Regions from separate parts of the Mus musculus genome. Here region 1 is linked to region 2. A link is a loop called in an ENCODE intact Hi-C map of the cell type or tissue named here. Cell type or tissue: left cerebral cortex. All regions are shown on one strand. Links, peaks and the distances in the headings refer to the core of each region. The heading gives the core; the rest is flanking DNA. Region 1 overlaps Spon1 (spondin 1, (f-spondin) extracellular matrix protein). Region 2 overlaps Spon1 (spondin 1, (f-spondin) extracellular matrix protein).

Region 1 (8,335 bases), core at 262-8,261, 130 kb before region 2:
AGTTTGGGACACACACTGCCAGTGTGAGTAGGGACCTCAGCCTGTTAGAAAATACATAGGATTTCATGATGCAAACGTTCATGATGGGATTTCTTCATAGTTACTATGTGACTGCAGGCAATCCATGACATGTCTCTAAACCAGTTTCCCTGTCTGTAAAGTGAGGGCATTTGGGGGGAGGGCACCCCCAAAGCATCATGAGGACCGGAAATAAGGATTAAAGAGGTCAGCACACAGTGGGTACAGCGTGTATGTTTGTGTGTGCACATATATAAATACACAGAGATACATGTTATGAGAGGATTCTAACAACAGAGAAGACGTTGTGCTAACTTCTCCTCACTCGGCTCCCTTGTTCCTCACAGTCCTGCAGTTTATTCTGTTCCTGTTTTATAGATGAAACTGAGCACCAGAAAGGCTCCTCACAGTCAAAGTGTGAGACAGGACCCAGCTCTTCACTAGTCCTCTATGCCAACTCTTAACTGACTTGGGAGTAGAAGCAGTTTACTGGGCTAGCCTCAGCCTTCTGAGTAGTGAGACTTCCTTGAAGGGGAACTGAGTCAACAAATTTTGGCAATCACACCAGGGGACACAGAGTCATAAAGCAATGGAGTCTTCCAGCACTTCCTCCTTCTGTCTTCCTTTTTAAATAGACTTCAGTATTGCCTTTCCCCATAAGCAGAGGTTCAGTTTAGGCCATGCAGGACCTCCTCAGTCTTGAATGGATTCTCTTCATGAGAAGGCAAAGTAGGTGGGGGACAAAACCTAACCTGATAAGTTGTTTCATTTACATGCAGTTGTTTTATAACTAGGCTTGCAGATGCTTGTATTTGAGCATAATGTATGTAGGAGCTGAGAAACTTAAGCTGGGAAAGACCCTCTTAAATAAATGATTTCTTTTGTTGTGGTTTGCTTTTCTAAAGAGCGATCCCATCTCTCTCCTGTTCTTGTATTATTCCTTCCTTTTATTATGTGATTTTTAAACTCTAAATTATTGTCCCCCTTTAATAAACATTTACTTCAAACTGATAATAAAAACCAAAGGATACCGTGCACGTGCTCACATCCCAGGCATCAAAAAAAAAAAAAAAAAATAGCTGAGGGAGGAGGATCATAAGTTTGAAGACAACTTCGAGATATATAGTGAGAACCTGTCTGGAAAACTCAGAAGGGAAAACAGAATTCAAAAGTTGCCTCAAGTCCAATGTTTAAAGATTATAAAGGTTGCTTATGGCTTTGTGTTTCAGGCAGTGAGGAAACATCAAAACATATAAAGCAAGGCATATCTAATTTAAGTTTTTCAAAGTTTACAACCTGAGCGCTTTCTCAAGCCCAGGTAAGCCCATCCCAGCCGACTCTTTTAACCGGAACCATAGGCTAGCAGGAGATACAGGTGCCCGGGAAGTTTACTACCACATCACTCATTTACAGTCTTTACAGAATAGACATAACCAAGCTAAGAGACCCCCAAACAAATGATTTCAGCTGAGATCAATGGAAAGCCAGCCGAGACTTCACAGTGTCAGGCAGGAACCCAGGCTCCTTCTGCCTCATTGCTCTTCCCTCTTCTAGGTCTCTGCTAACCAACAGGTAGCTGCTACCACAGCAAGACCATTACATACCGTATGTATGATAGTCTGAGATAAGATATGCTGGAATGTTATTGAAGGGGTCATGTGAATTCGTGCATGGCTCTTATTAACAACTTTCAAGTGGATCCTATATTAAAATGAAATATATATATATATATATATACATATATATATATATATATATATATATCAGTCAAGTTAAAGAGCATATGTTGCTAACATTAATTTCACCCATTTTACATATGTGTCTTTCTATTGGATGCTAGCCAACACAACTGAGCTTCAGGTTGCTTTATTGGACCTCTCTCTCCAAGGATCATTGTAGCCAACTTGCTCTCACATCCAAGCTCCATGTAGCATATCGTGTTGAGGAGAGGGGTTTATTTTATTTTTTTTTAAGATTAAGGAAAAATAGATTCGGGGGAACAATCAGTAGAATAGTGTTTATCAATCTGTGGGTTGCAACCCCTTTGGTGTCAAATGACCCTTTCACATGGGTCACCTAAGACCAGCAGAAAACACAGACATTTACATTCAATTCGTAACAGTAGCAAAACTTCAGTTATGAAGTCGCAACAAAGATAATTTTATGATTGGGGGGGTCACCATAACACGAGAAATTATATTAAACAGTCACAGTATTAGGAAGGTTGAGAACCACTGAATTAAAAAGTGCTCTGTTTTCTTTTTTTAATTGCTTAAAAAAAATCTTTGTGTTTGAGTGTTTTGCCTGCATATGTTATGTGTACCATGTGCATGCAGTGCCTGCAATAGCCAGAAGAGGGCATTTGATCCTCAGGAACTGTAGTTAGAGACAACTGTGAGCTAACACGTGGTTGCTGGAAACCAAACCCAGATCCTTTGAAAGAGCAGCCAGAGCTCTTAACAGCTAAGCCACCTCTCAGCCTGTCCCAGGCTTTTAATGAAAGTCATACTCCTTCCATGAATGAGAATTCAGTGAAGGGTTTCTAGATGGGCTCTGTGCAGCTCTGAGCTGATGTTCCGGCTGAATCCATAGACAGAGAAAGAGGTATAGGACATGTGTTTGTAAGTATGTGTGCGTGGTTTGTGTGAGTCTGTGCATATGAAAATGTTGTCTTTATGTAAGTGTGCATAGGCAGCCTATTCCATCTTACTTTTCCCTCAACAAAGGAGGAATCAGAAAAAAGAAAAGGAAGGAAGGAAAGAGGGAAGGAAGAAGTAAAAAGACCAAGAAAGCAATGGCCACGTGTGGGATGAGAAAAGAAAAAGCCACAGGGTAGACATTCAGAATAAAAATGAACAAAATAATTTGAATGCAGTGACTACCTATCCTACCCAAGGCTGAGATTCGAGAGGCATATGGAAAGTCTAAATCACTTAAGTCAAAATTATCCCTTCACGATCCCTTGAAACAGTGCATTGCATACACCACGGAGAGCAGCCCCAGTCTGGTCTGATTTATGTGCCTCTCCAAATATTTCCATTAGCGGGGAAGAGAAGGAAGCTGGCATTTCTTGGTAAGTCCAGTGCTGTTCTCCCTCCAGCACTGGAAGTGATCTGCGCTTCTTCAATTGCAGAGAAAGCTCTTGGTTTCTCCTCCTTAAATACTGGCAGGCAAGTAAGTCCTTACCATGTGATTGTGAGGGAAACTGAGGCCACGTGGCATGCTCAGGAGCATGCAGTTAGTGGAGTGGAGTCTACCTACCTAGAGTCATGCGCGCGTGTGTGTATGTGTGTCTGTGTGTGTGTGTGTGTGTGTGTGTCCCCACCTCATCTCTTTCTCTAATTCATCTACCTCAGAACATCTAGAATTAGACTCTCACAAAAACTCCATAAGATGCTGGTAAATCTTTGCTGGCATAAAATGTCCCATCTTCCCAAAGGTCTTCTGAGGCTCAGACAGGTCGAGGCAAGGAGTGAAGCGCCCCCCTACAGGCCCCCCGCCCCAAGTCTTTTGCCAGCAAGCTCCAGGTATCTGACATGCTCAAACTACCATGGAAATTTAGAGAAAGGATGGCGGCACGCAGGTTCTAGGGTTTACAACTTGTGTGAGAGAGATCAGAGGAGACTTTCAGGAACCAGGCATCCGGTGGAGTTGGGGGAGGGGAGGAGGAAGTGGGTGGAGCTAGAATCAGGATCCAGTTGAAAATAATGGCCAGGTGCTCTGCGCCGCCCCACCCACTTCTCCTCTTCGCCTCTCTGGGCTTCTTAATCACTCTCTGAAAGCAAATGGGAAGAAACACCAAGGGACATAGTTTTGCTCCTAGACTTCCATATGACTGATTCATCCCCTCTAAGTCTTGGGTATTAAGTCGCATCTATAAAGAGGCTTCTCTGACCACCACTTTATGTTTCCCATTGGGTTCCCCCCCCCGATTTATTTTCTTCGCGCCCTGAAGCTCTCTCTGAAATAATCATGTTTATCATCTGCCTCCTCTATCTAGAATATGCGCTTTATGAGAGCAAAGCCCTTGTCTTTCTTATTTTATCTCCAGTACCCAGAATTATGTATGGCCAGCAGGCATTAAATCATTATTTGTTGGGGGGGGGGCGCCATTTAAACCCAAAGGTTCCGGTGTAAGATCTGCACCCTCTCCTTCTTAGATCAGCTAGACTAGGGAAATCATATCTTCCTCGACCGGAAAGGTGAGCACCAGAGGATGGCACTGGAAGAAGTCAAGGCTGTCCAGAGGGTGGCAGCAGAGAGAAAGAACAGCTGTTGCCCTGGGACAGGCTGGAGGTGGGTGACCTGCAGATGCATGCAAGGAGAGGGCGACTCTTTGAGAGAGGCTGCAGAAGTGAGGAGCAAGGCGACAGAGGGTAACAGGCAGAGGGAGGGGCTGCTAGCCCACACCTGCGCTCTCAGAGCAGACACTCAAGCCCAGACACAGACTGTTAAGGTGAATTTTCCTGAAACCATCTGTAAGGATTGGCAAACCCAGCAAAGGATTGGCTTTCAGGACTATATATTTTTTCTTTTCTATATTTTCCATTTCCTATGCTTCCCCAACACCACCTATCTTGTCTTCAGTCTCAGTATCCCACACTATGGTCCTATTCTGTTCCTGAGGAATACCCTGTTTCCTTTATACGTCAGTGGCTTCTGGAATTATGTTATAGTAAGATGAAACTGAAGAGCACACCTCTGGCATACACTCAGGGCTGGTACGATCCTCTGCCTTGGTGACGTGGAAGGGGTGCAGAGGACAACCAAGAGCCCCTTTGGGCAGCAACGCTCACAGCCTGGAGAAGTTAGAGCTACGCTGACCTCACCGTTCTTCTCAGCTGCCTCCCATTGGACGTCCACACATCCTCAGTCCCTTGATCTTTGAAATCACACAAAATAAGGTGTTTCCTTGGCCATATGTCAGCCCTTGCAGTGCATATGGGTAAATAGCGCTCTACCCTGGCTTCTCTTCTGACTAAAATGCCATGTCCTATTTCTTCAGTCATTCCTATGGGAGACATTCCTTCTTCCTGTGCTTTGTACTCCAGATGTGCTCTGATAGGGACAGAATGGTTTTCTTCCTGTCCTGGACACTGTGTGTGTGTGTGTGTGTGTGTGTGTGTGTGAGCTTGCCAGGGCTGTGTTTGCTTTCTTGGCAGCCCCGTCATGCTCTGGAATCACGCTCAACCTGCAGCCAACTCTGATGCTTGCTAGTTTCTTGGAAGGTTGCTGTGCTTCCTAACTGCTATGGGTTGTGCATCTATGGATAATATTTCCAAAAGGTCTACAGGGGCTTTGGTCTCCAGGATGCTGCTGTAGGGAGGTGCTGTAACCTCTGAGGAGATGCGGTCATACCTCCAGTCTCTCACCTTCTCCCTAATTCGTAGCTCATGTTCTGAGCAGATTTTCCTACCACATGCCCTTGCCATAATGGAGAACTCCCACAACAGACCCCAAACCATGGTGCCATGAGACCCTGTGCTATATCCCCAAAACTGTAACCTAAAATGACTTGTTTCTCTGCTAACTGTCTCTGATGCTGTGTTACTGTAAGAGAAAACTGGTAGATTAGCCTGTGCTGTGACTGGTCAGCTTGGAGAGGGAATTGTGACAAGGTCTTGTTTTTCTCTATAAACCTAAGCCAGCCTCTAACTCAGGAACCTCTTGCCTCAGCCCCCAGCCTCTGAACTGAGATTATAGGCTTGTGTGCCCCACCCCGACCCCAGCCCCACCCTGAACATATTTGATGTGCTTTCCCATTGAACTTCTAGCATAATTTCTGGTCAGTCATTCATGATTCTGTCACAGGGAGGTTTACCTACATAATGTTGTTTTAGACTAGCCACAGTTCTTATAAACAGGCCTAATGAGCCTTTATCTAAACTGCTCGTTGGAATCTTGAGCAGACTAGAGCTTAGAACTGAGATCATAGCCACCCTTTAAGGTCTTTGCCTAAAGCTTACATCTGGTTCAGCACTTTGAAGTAAACATCCTGTTGTCACCCCAATGACATTTGTCAACTGATTGCCATCTCCCGGTCACTCACCCCAGTATACTTATGAATACAGTTTCCTAGGTCTTATGGTGTGACTCTAAAATGCCCCTTGCGGTTTTGTGTACCTAAGGCCTGATTGACAACCAATGGTCTTTGAGGAAGTAATTGGACCCTGAAGACTCTGACCTAATTAGTGATTGATTCACTGAAGGATTCATGATTTAATGACAGCATAGGTAACCATATGTTCTCATTGCATTTCTGTTGCTATGATAAAATACCCTAACCGCTCGCTCCTCCAAAAGAAATTTAGGGGAGACAAGATTTTTTTGGCTTACAAGTCTAGGTTGTAGTCCATCATTGTAGGAAGTTAAAACAGGAACTTGAGGGAGCAATTCATGTCACACACATTCAAGAGCAGAAAGAGAGTGCATGCATGCATGTTAGTGCTCATGTAAGGCTAGGTCTCTCTGGTCTTACACAGTCCAGGGCCCAAACCAGGGAACCCTGTTGCCTACTTTGTAGCTGGGTCTTCATACACATTGGTTAAAGACAATCCCCACAGACACGTTCACTGCCCACCCTGATCTAGATAGTCCCTTCCAGAGACTTTCTACCCAGGTTTTGGGTTCTGTCAGAATTAACTCTCACAGCCTGGTCAGATAAAGCAGGTCACTGGATGTTCCGGAGGAGTGAAAGGAAAAGTGTGGGCTCAGATCCTCAAGATGGAAGGACAGAGGGCAGGGACTCAGGGCAAAGAGAACAGATAGAGGAAGAGGGAGAAGGGGGAAGCGAGCAAAGGAGAGGGGAGCAAAGGGGCAAGATGGAGGGACAGAGGGCAGGGACTCAGGGCAAAGAGAGCAGATAGAGGAAGAGGGAGAAGGGGGGAGCGAGCAAAGGAGACGGGAGCAAAGGGGCAAGTGCAGGGGGGGGGGGGTTGTCCCAGAGAGAAGTGGGACAAAGGACTGCCTCTAGATAGAGGGAAGACAGACTTGGCATATAGGAAAATGGCACGTTATAAAGATACAAGGATGTTAGGATAGGGTGTTTAATTTTAATTGGCCATGTTAGTTAGGTGAGCCAAAGGGGGCTTTTTATTGCTGGACTTCAATACTTTGAGAGCTGGACCTTGGTTGTCAGCCTCAGGAGAAGGAAGTGGCCAAATAAAAATGTAATCTAACATTTTAGCAAGGTCGTGGGGGGGGGGTGTTGCGGGGGAAGGGCAAGCCATGCTTGCCACATTCAAGCTGGCCAGAGTCGCTTCAAAGAATCTGTCTTGTCTATGTGTCTATGTCTCCTCTCCCTCTCCCTCTCCCTCTCCCTCTCCCTCTCCCTCTCCCTCTCCCTCTCCCTCTCCCTCTCCCTCTCCCTCTCCCTCTCCCTCTCCCTCTCCCTCTCCCTCTCCCTCTCCCTCTCCCTCTCCCTCTCCCTCTCCCTATTCTTCCTTTTCTCCTCCCCCTCCCCCTCCCTTCTCTTACCCCCACCACCTGCTTCCTGGCTACCATGGGGGTAAACAGCTCCTTCTAGCTTGGCTTCCTCCCCTGATGCTTTTCCCCTGCCACAGGCCTAACAACAGTGGAGCTAACACATGCAGATGGACAGAATCCTTAGAAGCCATGAACCCCAAAAGAACCCTCTCCTTTCATTGGTTTTCCTCAGGCATTTTGTCACAGTCTCTTAGACGGCACTTAGACGGCTGGGATTCCTACAGTCCATGCAGATTTGCCTATGCTTTGCTTCCAAGTCAGTCAGGAGCTTTTCATTGCAACCAATAGGACAGCATCAATTAACCGGGACAAGGGACAGGGCACAGTGATCCCCATATTTGGGCAGCCCAGAGCTGGGTCTGGCTTTAGGCATAAATGGAGCTGGGAGCACAGACTCATCGCCCATCTGCCTACCTGCTCCGTGTTTCTTCCCCTTCCCACCCTTCCCTTCCACCTGGTTTGCTCTCTTTCATTCTTTATCTATTAGCTGGGCTTCCGGCTATTGCCTTCCTTATTTTCTTTATTATAAATAAATTTTCTCCAAATGACAGAATGGCTATTTGCCAACAACCTTTAGTGAAGACTCTCTTGGCTAGTTCTGTGACTAAAGAAGGGCCCCTACCCTTTAACTCCAAGATGAAGCATCCCAGGGAAGTGGGTCCTGATCAGCTCAGCGTGAGGCACATCCCTGGAGACTAGGGCACGGAGGCAGACTGGATCTGGGCTCAGTTGATGGTGTTTATGGAGGGAGACAGGGGATTGGCCACATGGTCAGGGTAGGAGGACCCACAGGGGTCTCCTTCAGTTTCCTATCTTCGTGTGTATAGCCTGA
Region 2 (8,335 bases), core at 322-8,321:
AAAATAAAAAGAGCAAGGATTTCCTTTCTGTTTTTTCTATATACCCTCTGCTCATTAGAGCAGTGTCTTTGCTTCACTTTATGGGAAAGTTTTAAGGTTAATTTTCATAGCTCTTCCCATTTCCAATTTACACTGATTTCATTTGGTGCTTAGTTTGTTTATTTCACTCTGCTTTTATCCTGACAGTTCTTAGCTGGAAAGTCCGTTTCCAAACAATAGTTCTGTTATTAGTTTTAATTATTTATGTATGTCATCAATAAATACTTATTAATTCAGGATTTCTTGCAGTCTTTTAGAACATTATCTTTCCTCTTTTAAGAACTCCTATTTTCAGAGGAAAATAGTAAGCCAGTGCTTGTTCATTAGTGAGTGATTTTATTTCTCACATCTGAACATTTGTAAAAATATTTTCACTTGGAAAATAACTGGATTAAAAACCCAAATCCTTTTTTTATTAAAACTTTATTATAAAGAACTTGCAAATAAAAATAACATCACACTGCAAAATTAACCAGGCTCAGAGTCTATATGTCTCCATGAACTTCTGTACAGTTAGTAGAGCCATTCTGAAGCTGCAAAGCTTCACACTGGATTTTACGTTTTCACCATTACATCTATTTTTACGCACGTACCCTCTAACAACAACAGAAATCCCTGACGGAGTTGGAACTAGAAAAAGAATTAGCCTTGGGTGTCCATTACAGCATTTACTGCATGCTTTGTATGTGGTTTTTCCATCTCAGTGAAGAAACCTGTTCTTCATTCACTCATGACCAGATTCCTACAAGGAGTCTGCAGCTTTGCTCCTTGTTCGATGTGTGTTTTTCATTTGCAGCCGAAGTGTTTCATGATTTGTTTTTATCTGAGCTATGTTAATTGAATCTGAAGGTTCAGCTCATACCTCCATCTATTTTATTAACATGGATATTTTTCTTCTAGTTGGTCTTTTATTTTTATTTCTCTGTCTTTTGTCCTTTGCTCTTACCCCATTAATTCCACAAGTAGATGCAATGCATTTGTTCTGTGTGAACAGTGTGCTTAGTGGGTGCTTTCTCTTGCTTTAAGAATCTGCTTCTCCCAGAACACTCCATCCTCCATTTCTGTCCTCTCATTTCTTCATACTCTGCACAGTTTGGCTATTTCATTTTCTCTCTGCTCAGTTTCTGATGGCACTCAATCATGTATCTGACCTTACCCTTGCTTACAGCTTGCTACCCACTGCCCCTTCCTCCCATAAGGATCTCTTCAGAAGTGGGCATAATATCTTTCTTATACATTTCTTATACCACTGTAAGTTTTCCTAAAGCTGTTTTGATTGTTGTTTCATTCTGCGGTTTATTGATTTTTCCCTCCTACACCTACCCTCCTCTGTACGGGTTCTCCGTGTGCCTTCTTCCTCTCACACTGCCAAAAGCTCCTGGTCGTTCCTTGTTCTTGGCCACTCACTCTTCCTTCACCTCTTCTTGATGATACGGTGTCTTAGCTGCTTTTCTCTCACACAGCCCTGGCAAGCATCCCTCTCAGTTTGCAGGTTCTCTTCTGCTTTGGGGTTGGAAGCACAAAGAAACACTTGCAGTTTATCCCTAGCCACAGGTAAATTCAGAATGAAGGAACAGAAAAGGAGACGAAAGATAAAATACCATGACAGACAACTTATAAAAGGGTGGGTTTATTTGACCTTACAGTTCCAGAAACTAAGAGTTACCATGGCAGGGAAGCGTGACAGCACAGGGAAGCGTGACAGCAAGCAGCAGGCATGACAGCTGGAGCAGAAGCTGGGGGCTCCATCTTGAACTATAAGAAGGAAGCAGAGAACATGAACTGGGAATGACATGTGGCTTTGAAACCCCAATGCCCACTCTTGATGACACATTTCCTCCAACAAGGCCACACTTCCTAAACTTACCCAAACAGCACCACCAACTGCGGACCAAGTGTTCAAGCACCTGAGCCCATGGGAGGCTCTCATTTAAACCACATCTGAGGATTACTTCTAAACCTCTGCTTCCAGCTATTTTATTGGCGTTTGATTGGGTCTTGGATTTGGTAAGGCTGCAGCCTCTTTCCTTCCTGCATCCTCTTCCTAGAAGCTCAAACATGGACTTTATTTATTTATTTATTTATTTATTTATTTAGTACATCCTTTCTTAAGATGTACCTATCTGGGACTAACCATCCAAAATTCTGTCTTGTGTGAAGTAATTTTGTCTCTCAAGGATGAGCCCCATTACCACTGGAAGGAGTAAGTTAACTTGTTGATACTCTCTTGCTATTCATTCCTGCTGCCTGGCAGTTTCCAGAACTCGGGATCACTGTAGCTCATTCCTGTAGCTTAAACCTGTTCTCAGTGATATGAGTGTGGGTAGGGGAGACATAGAGCTCATTGCCAGTCACAAGTCCACGGGCATATAAGTCTAACACTACCAATCTCCCTAATGGGGGAAAGTATGGGGTTGACTCAAGGCTAGCCCCAACCCAACAGTTTTCTCTATTTTCTTCAAGCTTGTTTGCTAATCTCTAAGATGTGATTTCAAGAAATGTAGGTATTAATAAAAAAGACTTAGGTGGGTGTGGTGGCGCATGCCTTTAATCCCAGTACCAGGCCAACCTGGTCTATATAGTGAGTTCCAGGCCAGCCAGGGCTGCATAGTGAAACCTTGTGTTTAAAAAGAAAAGAAGGGGGTGGGCAAAGGCTGATTTAGTCTTTCCTTCTGCATGAAACTATTCTAAACACCAAAAAAAAAAAAAAAGCCTTATGAACTTGGGGATGGGGTACTCAAGTTCCATTAGTGATAGCCTTTCGTATGGTTACCCAGGAATTTGCACACAAAACTCTGCTGAAGCTAATAGCATTTATGAACTCAAGTTTTCCAAACAATGTGTTGAGAAATACACCCTCAAGAATTGTTTATTCCAAGAAAGGCCAGATATTTATAAGCGCAAATGGGGTTTCTGCAAAGGTTGGTGCCAGGCACTCCAGCCCTGGCAAACATCCCTCTCAGTCTGCAAGAACTCTACTGCTTTGGGGTTGGAAGCAAAGCAGAAGTACAAAGAAATGCTTGCAGCTTACCCCTAGCCTCAGTTAAATTCACAATGGAAGACCATAGACAGGGACGAAAGATAACAGGAAATCTCAACACAGATAGCCCTGCACTGGAGCCCTGGTCTGTGGTCCAGGAATGGGGTTGTTGAAATCCCTTTATTATACTACTGAGCTGATTGATTAAATTAAAAGTTATGAGCCAAATGCCCCGAGCATCTTGGAACCTTCCTGCGTCTGTACATATTCATGTGGTCCTAATGACCCTCATTGGACTGGAAAAGCAAGTGCTTCCTGCAGGGAATGCATGAAGAAAGGCTTGGGAGGAAGCGAAACTTTAGAACAGCCAGCAAGAGTTTAATTAAACTCGAACATTATAAGCTTGCCTCTAAACTGAGCAAAACGCACCACATTTCGCCCCCACATGGAGCGACTCCGGGTCCTTGCAGCTCAAGTGGAAAGAACAATGGGATGCAGAAGGCTTTCTCTTTACATCTGGCTCCTCGAAACAGGGATAAGAGGTTTCTGGAGGGTTTTGCTGCCTGGAACAGTTACTGTTTACAGATGTGAGCGGCTTTCAGTCATTGAATGCAAATTGCATCTGCTTTGTTGTATACACCCTGGGAAAACCCAAAGGAGGGAATAATGTGCCTTTATCCGCCCACCCACATTGGGATTCAGGGCACAGTCTTTGGGGGTTTATTGGGTCCCTAAGCAACCTTTGAAGAGAGCTGTCTGTCCATCTGTCTGACTGCCCTGTCTCCAGCACACATGGATTCTTTTGACTCTGCTTCTCTGGTCTCTGGTTCTATCCTTGGTCTGCTGACTACATTTTTTGGTAACCATGTCTTGTGTTCAGGGATCCTAGACTAATTCTGCGTGCCTTGACAGTGTTGATCTGTAATCTGAAGGCAAGCTCCTCAGCAGGGATGAAGGGAAACAAGCTTTGAATGCAGAGGCTTAAAACACACACACACACACACACACACACACACACACACACACACACACAGAGAGAGAGAGAGAGAGAGAGAGAGAGAGAGAGAGAGAGAGAGAGAGAAAGAAGTGAGAGTAAGGAGATGGCAGTAAGCAGACTTCTGCTAGAATTCTTAATCGCAACACCAAATGTCACAGCAATGTGAGGGCTCAAAGAGAGGATTTCAGAAGGGATAGGCTGTAATCTGTTTCTTTCACCAGCAATAGCACAGGGGTGTCCAGGAGTCCATCAGTCCTCTGCTGAAAGACACAATGTATTATATGGTCTAGACTAACCTGGAAGCCATCTTGGCATTTTAACCTGATGACTTCCTTAGAAGGCTTTATGAAGATTAACTTATCCCATTCCTGCCTCATTTTACTCATCTACGAAGCAACGCATGCCCGCAACACCATATGGAAATGTCTTAAGAGTAACCTGAGTTCAAAGTGAACCAGCACCAGAAAAAGATACTGCTCAACTTCTGTGTCCAGTTTCCTGTATACAAAGTTACATGTGCATCCCTGTGTTATAGTAGGTGGGGTGGGCTGATATTTTCCAGTCCTTTCCCAGCCTTGGCATGTGCTGTGAGCTTATCAGGTATTGTTATGTAGCTGGGCAGTGGTGGCCCACGCCTTTAATCTCAGCAACTGGGAGGCAGAGGGAGGCAGATTTCTGAGTTTGAGGCCAGCCTGGTTGGTCTACAGAGTGAGCTCCAGGGTAGCCAGAGCTACACAGAGAAACCCTGTCTCAAAAAAATCAAAAAAGTATCATCATGTAGAGTGTATGCATGTTTCTTTTAGCTCAGTGCCAAAACCACAGCTCATGATGCCTGAATCTTGTAACTATTGTGTTTTTCCAGCCTTATCGTTATCCCACCCAAATTCTCAACCTTCCAGTGGGTTGGCTCTGCTCTCCTGCTGCTTTCTCAGATAAGTCCTTCTATCATTGAGGAATAACTTTGTCTAAAGCCTCTACTTCCTCTATGTCACAAATGGAGAGAGAGCTGGGTTTCAGATACATTTTATCATTCTTAGCTTAAGGAGCTTAAAATGGAAAGGCGGGGCTGTGTATGTAGCTCAACTAGTACAGCACTGCTTGGCATACACAAAGCCCAAGGTTTTATCCCCAGTCTGAGTGTGGTAGCACATATCTGTAGTGCTAACATGTGGGTTGGAGGCGAGAGGATCAGAAGTTTAAGGTCATCCTCAGATACATCTTGAGTTCAAGACCAACCTGGGATATATGAGATTCAGTTTCAAAAATAAGTAAAGTGAAATTAAAAGATATTGTTTAAGAGGTCCTATAATAAAAACCTAACCAGAAATGAAGAAAGAGTGACACAGTCCTCAGTCAGAAAGGAATTTAATAACAAATACACTTGCACAACAACCCAGACAAACACATGGAACCAATCATCTGCTAACCGAAGCTGGTAGCCCCTGACCTGCTTGTTTGGAACAATGCGACATAAACAGAGTTTGAGATTTATATGTTCTGTGATTTCTACTGCTTAAGGTCAGTTTCACCCAGTCTCCCTTGCCTACAAAAGTCATTCTTCAGTGGAGACTGTGCGACCACCAGTTATGCGAAAAGCACAGCCGGGGTGATAGAAGAAAGCCAACCCAGTGTCTAGGGAGGTGGCCTAGTGGATGTATTAATCACTGTTCTATTGCTGTGAAGAGACACCATGACCATGGCAGCTCTTATGAAAGGAAGCATCTAACTGAGGGCTTGCTTACAGCTTAGACCACAAATATCATGGTGGGAGCGTGACAGTAAGCATGGCACTGGGGTAGTAGCTGAGAGCTAGATCCTGTGACGCACACACACTCATGCTCACACACGCACTTACACACAGGCACCTCACACACACAGACATACACTACGCACACAAAAGAACAACAGAAGCTTTTAGCTAAGCCCTGGGACAACTTCTTTTGTGTGTCTAACTAGGTTTCACTTGGCCTTTATTTCAGCCTAAGCCATCGCTGCTTTGAGGCACCTTCCGTGACATCCCACACTGGGCTATTCCCATTCTCAAAGCCTCTTTACAGCCTTTTGTGCCCTTCCTGCGACTTACTGTTTAGCACAGCTGCTGCTGCTTTCCTGAGGATAGCCATGTAATTTAAAGCTTACAAAATTCAAGATTAATCCTGAAGAAAGATTAAAGCTGCTTTCTCAAGCCCACTATACAGTAGAAAGGCTGCAGAGTAAAAGTGTCTTTGACATTAACTCACAGCCAATTTTGGGGAATGATTCCATGGAGAAAGGGAGTTTGGCATTAGTTTATATTTGCACATGGAAGGATTTTATAAACACGTGACAGACGTTCAAGAAACCTGTTATGGGCTGGTATGGTGGTATGTCCCTGTATCTCCAGCACTCGTGAGGCAGAGGCGGGAGGACCTCAGGTTAGAGGCCAACCTATGATACATAGCAAGTTCCAGGCAGTCAGTGATACATCGTCTCAATTTCCAGGGATTCTTGGGTTTCTTGTTAGAAATCTACTATTAAACTTCTCTTTCAACACAATTTGCATGGCTTATTTTTTCTTCATTGAATTTAAGCTACATTTATTTAAGGTATTATAGCAACATCTTAACTTGATTTTGAAATTATTATTTTATTTTAAAATAAAGAAAAACAACAACAAAGGAAGAACCAAAGATGTGGAGGCTGATGCCTGACCTTCCTAATAATTGAAAATCCCCCAGGGGAGAGAGTGTCCTGTCAACTCCAACACCCCAGCCCAGACCCTGCCCGATCCTTACTGATGCCAGAGTTGCTTGGCATGTTTCCTGTATTGGAATTAGACTATTGTTCCCTCAGGACAGAGACCTTGTCTTGTTCATGGCTGGGGTCATTGCTACCTAGCCTATATCAAACAGACTAAATACCTACAGCTATAAGATAGACGTGGGGGGAGGGGGAGGTGTGACTACATGGGCCAGGTTCCTGGGCCCATTCTATCTCTCAAAATGATACTGAGAAAAATCTTGCGAAGGATAAATTCTAGACCCTCTTGCAAACTTCCATTGGGTAAAATGAACTCTACTTCCTTTAATCTGTAAAGCTCTGGGGGAAGATTCCCTTGTATTAGCCTCAATCCTGGAGCCTGCAGTTGCACTTAGCATTTTAAAGATGATATGGGCTGGGCAGTGGTGGCGCATGCCTTTGATCCCAACACTTGGGAGGCAGAGGCAGGTGGATTTCTGAGTTCAAGGCCAGCCTGGTCTACAGAGTGAGTTCCAGGACAGCCAGGGCTACACAGAGAAACCCTGTCTTGAAAAAACAAAACAAAACAAAACAAAACAAAACAAAGCAAGATGATCTGGATGGCAGGACGAGTGCTGGGCAAACCCTTCTATATGGAAAACACACTCTTTCCTCTACCCTCTATTTTCTGTGTCCTCCTTGTTTTATTCTGGTTTTCCATGGTGGTTTTTTTTTTCTTTTTTTGATGAAGTCTTATGTATCTCAGACTGTACCAAAAACAACTCTGAACTTCTGATCCTCTGCCTCCAGCTGGGATTACAGACGTGTGCCATCATATCCTGTTTATTCAATGTTGAGATTAAATTTAGACACTTCTACAATTTTTTGAGAGACTTCAGGGAAAGACAGATAGAGGTGGTTGGGACTCTCAATATACCCACCGGCCTCAGCGCCGATCTGTTATTGACAAAAAACAAAAACAAAAACAAAACAAAACCCCTTTCATTTTAAAGGAAATGTTTTAAGTATATATACTAATCATAGGAAACGATAGTGTGTATGTTCTAAAACCATGGAAAGATGACTCAGGATCAGACACAGGAAGTGCTGCTGAAGCTTCCAGCATTTAAGGGCTTACATTTTCCAAACAATGAGTAGAAAATACACCCTGAAGGACTGTTTCTGCCAAGGAAGGCTGACTGTTCACAATCCTAGCAGGCTGGTGTTTTGTGCCAGCCATTTTAGTTCTGCCAAATATCTTCCCAATTTGCAGGGATTTTTGGGTTTCATGTTGCAAATAGAGTATTAAACTTCTTTTCAACACAATTTACAAGGCTTTTTTTCTTCATTAGTTCTTAGTCTACACTGATGAGAGCAACATCTTAACTGTTTTGGAACCTTTGCTTTATTTGACAGAATGACGTGAGTTTTCAACCCAGAAGCCTGGGAGTAGGTGGATGCTTATACTAGCTACTTTTCCTGTTGTTGTAACCAAACACCTAATAAGGAGCAATTTAAGGAAGGATGAGTTTCTTTTGGCTTGCAGTTCATAGGTACACAGTCAGTTACGGTGGTGAAGGCATGATGGCAGAAGTATGAGG

What was found. Hi-C counts contacts between places; a loop is a spot of excess contacts. Peaks named below come from ENCODE experiments on the same cell type or tissue, not always from the same donor. Only the 100,000 strongest peaks of a DNase experiment are listed, where the experiment ranks them.
Region 1: it touches region 2 in a loop (2.0-fold over the local background); 6 of 42 quality-filtered maps call a loop at or near these places.

Annotation. Positions count from the first base shown.
Region 1 is chr7:113,769,951-113,778,285 of GRCm38, forward strand. The region is part of intron 1 of Spon1 (spondin 1, (f-spondin) extracellular matrix protein); the gene reads left to right. Among named protein-coding and RNA genes, the nearest start is that of Spon1, 8.1 kb to the left of the region's middle. In left cerebral cortex, for the core only: CTCF peaks have their summits at 2,369 (motif pointing right) and 4,262 (motif pointing right); DNase peaks (open chromatin) are centred at 4,289 and 5,184.
Region 2 is chr7:113,898,687-113,907,021 of GRCm38, forward strand. The region is part of intron 5 of Spon1 (spondin 1, (f-spondin) extracellular matrix protein); the gene reads left to right. Among named protein-coding and RNA genes, the nearest start is that of Gm51454, 130 kb to the right of the region's middle. In left cerebral cortex, for the core only: no CTCF peak of the experiment used is centred there; DNase peaks (open chromatin) are centred at 3,400 and 7,908.